Regions from separate parts of the Homo sapiens genome. Here region 1 is linked to region 2. A link is a contact called in ENCODE Hi-C or POLR2A ChIA-PET data. All regions are on one chromosome and are shown on one strand. Each heading gives the region's core, a stretch centred on a gene start or an enhancer-like site at or near the end of the contact. The rest is flanking DNA. Distances are from core to core; before and after follow the strand shown.

Region 1 (2,700 bases), core at 38-2,537, 60 kb before region 2:
GCCCCCCAATATCTCCCCTCCACCCCACCGCTCACTCCCTGGTACCATTGCCAACCCAGGACGTGTACTCTCTTATCCGTCACACAAAATGCAATGGGAGCCATTTTCCTTCAAGCACCCATCATTTCCTTTTCTCCCAGGTGCATGGCCACCCCCAGGAATGCCCATAAAGGCACTCAGAGAGCAGCTTCCCACCACACTTCCCCTTTGCCCATCTAACACCCACCATGCTCCCATCCATCCAGCCCTGGCTTCCTTCTCAGATTAAATCACTTCCTTCTGAGATGAGAGGGGAAAATCAAGGCTCCAAGCATTTTCCTAGAAGTGTGGGGCAGACTGGATGGTATTTGCTGGCCATTGGCTTCTACCTCACACGCCAGAGAGAAGCTGGAACCCTTGTCCACAGCACTATGGGAGGGAAGGAAAAAGGGCCTCGGGGGCCCCAGCAGGCATGTGGAGGTCACCCTGGCCTCTGGGCTACCGGGTTCCTGCAGCAGAGTCCTCCTACCTCCTGCCAGCCACTCCAACCCCCCAGAGCTTACAAGAGTGCAGTTAATCTCACACAGTTTAAGGACTTATACAGAGGGGCTCAGTGAATGATGAATGAGGAAAGCATTACCAGCGAAGCACCGGGGCTCCACAGAGCTGTTTAAAAATGCATTCTCCCATGTAAATTTCTGCTCCATCAATCCTTATGACATGTCAAACATTGCTATTGTTTCCTGAACAAATTGTACCGCGTGCCCTTCTCTGCAGATTTGTGCATGAGAGCAGAACTCCTCACCGGCACCGGCCGCCTGCCTCTGTTGCTGGGACCCAGGGCTGCTGCGGAGGCAGCTGGGCCTGCCTTGCTTCAGAGCAGAAGCCCCGTGCGGGGCATTCCTGTGAGTGTGCGTGCGTGACGGGAGTGTGGGCGCTGGTGAGGAGTGATTGAGTGCGTGCCTGCCAGCCTGTGGTCTGCAGGGACAGACACCCAGGTGTCTAGGGAGGGGGTGTGGAGGAGACCACAGGGGCTGAGACTGGGCTGGAGACAAGTAGGGGTGCTGCTTGAGGCAGAGAAAGAGAGAGAGAGTGTGTGTGTGTGTGTGTGTGTGTGTGTGTGTGTGTGCGCGTGTGTGTGTGAGGGGTGGAGGTGTGGGAGACCTCTGAGTAGAGTCTACCTGAGCCAGACAGGGAGAGAAAAGGAAAGTTTCTAGGAGAGTGTGCAGGGGGTACAGGATGCAGAAAGTTGTTCGCAGCTGCCTGAGATGCAGAGAGAGGAAGAGAAAGGGGTTGTGTGTGGTGCGTGCATGTGTTTAAAGAAGTAGGAAGTATGGAGACACAGGAAGAGAGATGACACGAAGACACACAAGGCAGGCAACCTGTAAGGTGGGGGACCCTGTTCCAGGGCAAATCAATGGAAAAGGGTGAGAGATGATGACTGTTAATTGCAAAGAAAGCCTGGGTAAGAAGGGGTTCTCAGGAAGGGGACAAAGAGACAGGAGGGCCTGAACACTGTTGGAATAGCGGGTCCCCAGAGAGTGGGCATAAGATGTTGCGCTGAGCACCAGAGGGCCGGGAGCTGGGCTGGACATAGAGTTTTGAATGCACAAGATGAAGGGGGACTACATGAGAGGGTGCCATGGGAAAAGCCCCAGGTGGGTCAGGAAGGGCACCTGCAGCCAGCCAGACTGCCCCATCCTTCCAAGGTGGCCTCAGGTTGGGCCACACAGCTCCCTCCAATCCAGGCCCTAAGCCACCTGCACAGACCAAGACCAAGCCTGGGATGGGGTGGAGTCCTTCTTTAAGGGTCTGTGGGAAGCACCTGCTTGGGTATCTGAGGGTCTAGGCTCAGGGGCTGCATCCTGGGAAACCACAGCCAGAGACCCCTGCCACCACAGCCAGAGACCCCTGCCACCACAGCCAGAGACCCCTGCCACCTTTGCTGGCAGGCATAGCTAGAGTTGCTGGGAGCCCGCTCTTTCCAAGCAGAACGTAGGGAGCAGAAGCCACCATGGCAAGAAGGGCAAACTGCCTGTGGGGGCCCATCGGTCTTCAACAGGGCGAGGAGGATGACCCTAGTAGGAGCACCCTGGATCCCATGGCCGAGCTCTCAAGCTCAGACTCAGACTTCTCAGGCTCAGACTTCACTCCCCCAGCCCCACCAAAGGGAGGAGCAAGGGAGGGGAGGTCTTAAGAGCACACGCCTTGGAGTTAACCATGTTGATTCATGTTCTAGCGCTGTGACTGTTTCACCCTGGCCAAGTCGATTGATCTCTCTTGAGTCTCTGTCCCCTCCTTCATCTATAAAGTGGGGATACTATGGTGCTGGTCCTATAGGGCTGTTGGGAAGACTGAATGAAATAAAGTGCAGGAAATGCTTGGTAAATTTGGTGGCACATAGTTAAGTGCTCAAAACGAAATGTCAGAGGGGCACCCTCTTGCCCCTTCCCCTCGCTACAGCCAGGAGAAAGACTGGCATTGCTGACTCAGGCCTCACCAGTCCAAGCATGTAGCAATTCCCCCACCACAGGCTCCTCCAATCACCTTGTATTAACCTTGGAATTTTTCACCCCCGTATGTATTTATTTTTTTCCTTTTTGTCAGCAGAAGAAAATTACACTTCTGCCGGCATTGTCCATCACAGAAATAAGCACTTGCAGATGCGATTATAAAGGCCCAAATGACAGAATTAGTTTTGCTGGTAATGCCAGCATTGGG
Region 2 (2,700 bases), core at 2-2,501:
ATTCTTTCCTGCCCAGCCTTATCTGTGCAGCCAAAATCAAATCAGCCTTAGTCCTCCCGAATGGCTGAAAACCTACACACAGATGTTCCCACTGGTTGTGTTATGTGTACTACCGCCAGCAGGGGGATGACTGAGATGAATGAGATGACCTCTCAAGGCCGCTTCACCCCCACCCCTACACACTCAGCAGCCCCCAGCCCCTTCCCCTAAACCAGTGAGTCAGACCCCAGACATCAGGAGTAGGAGGGAGATGGGAAGAGTCAGGCAGAGCAAGCAGGGACTTTCACCCAGAACTGAGTGCCCGGCTCCTCTTATCAGCCCCATCTCCACCCCCTGCTTCCCCCAGGCTGGAAACAATGAGCGGTGGTCACCGGGTACTCACGATCACAAACACGATGGGTCTGATTGCTCAGGGGCTGTGCTGGGGTGGGTGACTCAGCCCTGACCCAGCTCCTGCTGACACCTCCAACGCTTTGCCCCAAGAAGAGCTGGGAAGACACCTGGGTCCTTGCAACTGCCCTGAGTGAGACCTGCCCTGTGGAAATGGCTGAGAGGGTCAGATCCCCTGGTTCTTACAGGGCCCTGGTGATGGAGACTCAGACACAGTAACCTGGACATGCACATAGCCATGCTGGCTTGCATGACTGTGAATCTTATTCGTGGGCTGGTCAGTACGCCCTCATCAGAGCCTGCCTTGTGTGGGGCCTACTTCAGGGCACAGAGTGACTGATGTCAGCGAAGCTGGGGTTGGGTCTCCAGACTTCAGGCTTCCTAACCACAGCCCTCCATGTGGCCCTCGCTCCCCGCTCCCTCACCCAGGCGTGGTGGGCTCCTGCCTCCTCCCATCAGTGCCTCAGCATTGTGGCTGCAAACCTCCTTTAGCCACAAACCTTCTGTATACACAAAATGATATGCAGCATCCCAGGGTACAGTGTAAAACAGATCGAAGCCAGACTGTGACAATCAGTGCAGGGGTGGGGCTCCCAGAGCCACACCTGCTCAGCTACTTACGTCCTGCCCGTCTCCCCTGAACCCTGAGGAATAATAAACCCTCACACGTGCCCGATATTTTTCTAAATGCCTCGTGTACTTTAACCTCCGTAACCCTCATAATAGCCTTATGAAGTAGGCACTGTTAATACCCCCATCTTACAGATGACAAGACTGAGGCAAAGAGGAATTAGCCGACTTGTTCAGGGTCACACAGCGGTAAGGGTGGAGCCAGGCTTCATGCCTTGGCAGCCAGCTTGAGCCTGTCCCCTTAACCACTACACTCCACTGCCTCACATAAGCCTCTTCAAAGCCCAGTCAGAAACCACTGCCTCATCCCCACAGGGTAATTTTAAGGTGAGAATTTGAGGGCTGGCCCCTGGGGCAGGTGCTTGGTGGCACTGTAGTACACAGCCTCCACACCCATGAGACCCGGGAGAGCTGGGGGCCTTCCTGAAGGCAATGTGGGGACTCTGGCTTTCCGCTGGACTCATTTTCCCAGCAGCAGGGGAGAGACGGCTTGCAGGAACCATCCACATCCTCCAGTTCCTGCCTCAGAGACCGGGGACAGCCCCAGTGAGGGGCCGGGGAGTACAGAGTGAGACAGTCCCCTTAGAGACTGGGTGTCTCAGGGTGTTCACGACACATACACACACACACACGCACATATGCCCACGCACACCTCCTCTCCCTGTCCTCCTAACCACTAGCACCCCATTTTGCAGATGAGGAAACTGAGGCAAAGCACTGCACTGGCACAGCACTGGACAGGCACAGCACTGGACAGAAAGCAGGTCTGGTTCTCCAGGAAGCCCAGTTGCTCCCACTTGCTCAGCAAGAACCTGACAGACCTCTGCTTCCTGTACATCTGTGCCTCTCAGGTTTGCAAACCATCTTGCCTCCTCCTGTCTCTGCTGCTAAAAACAGGCTGAAACCGACCAGAGGCTGGTGGCATGTAGCCAGACTCATGGAGGACAGGCCACACCCCAGCTCCCTGCCACCTCTCTCATCTTGTCATTGTACTGTCAGCCTGGCCCTGTTTTTTCCCCACAACCCTTGGAGTCAAGGTCATTTGGACAAGCAGATTGAGGAAGGGTAAGGCGCACAGTTTTGCAAGAGGAGTGGTTAGTTTCTGTTTACCGAAAAAGAGTTCCTGAAATTCATCCATGCAAACTCCCCCCCGCACCCACCCTACCCAGGATCTTCCCCAGCCAAGTTCTGGGTGAAGCCAAATTTAGGTTCCAGCCTGTGAACAGCTGTGCTCTGGAGTGGACATGTTAGTTTGCATAGTGGGTTCTGGGTGTCTGGACATGAAAATTCTAATGACACAGCAGAGCTTTGGGAACCCTAGAAGCAGCGATGCAGAGAAACTTTTACACCCATATGCCTCTCTGCCCCCAGCCCTGCCACCCTCCCCACCCCAGAGTCCTCCACTGGTCAGGCTGCTGTTTTCGGCTTCTACCAGCCAGAAGCTCTGTCACTTCTCTCCAGCTGATTCCCAGCTAATCCCCAAAGAGAAAGCAGGGCTGATCCCAGAGGCAGTGACCAGATGCCAGACACACACGCCTCTGCTGCACATGCAGAGGCCCCTCCCTTAGTGCTGGTCACCACATGCAAAGTCTGTATGGGGCATCACAGCCCCTTCCCCATTTGCTTCCCTCTCTACTTTGCTGGCAAGTTCCTACCGGCCCCAGCTCTGTTTGGCTGGGA

Evidence for each region. A loop is a pair of places that touch in the nucleus more often than their neighbours do. ChIA-PET counts read pairs that join two places held with the same protein, here RNA polymerase II (POLR2A). Pooled maps may share reads with other maps.
Region 1: a loop to region 2 is called in a pooled map, with 2.1 times the contacts of the local background. The contact joins two enhancer-like sites. A Hi-C loop is called at or near these places in 3 of 50 pooled maps. POLR2A ChIA-PET finds 5 or more read pairs at or near these places in 2 of 52 experiments (HEK293 and K562).

Annotation. Positions count from the first base shown.
Region 1 is chr10:71,666,289-71,668,988 of GRCh38, forward strand. The region is part of intron 14 of CDH23 (cadherin related 23); the gene reads left to right. Among named protein-coding and RNA genes, the nearest start is that of C10orf105, 52 kb to the right of the region's middle. Within about 2 kb of position 1,288, at least 2 of the 41 ENCODE cell types and tissues checked have a DNase peak (open chromatin) inside an H3K27ac peak, as active enhancers do.
Region 2 is chr10:71,726,025-71,728,724 of GRCh38, forward strand. The region is part of intron 30 of CDH23 (cadherin related 23); the gene reads left to right. It also overlaps a transcript of C10orf105 not described here. Among named protein-coding and RNA genes, the nearest start is that of C10orf105, 7.6 kb to the left of the region's middle. RefSeq lists enhancers at 1-700, 1-459, 460-1,232. Within about 2 kb of position 1,252, at least 29 of the 41 ENCODE cell types and tissues checked have a DNase peak (open chromatin) inside an H3K27ac peak, as active enhancers do.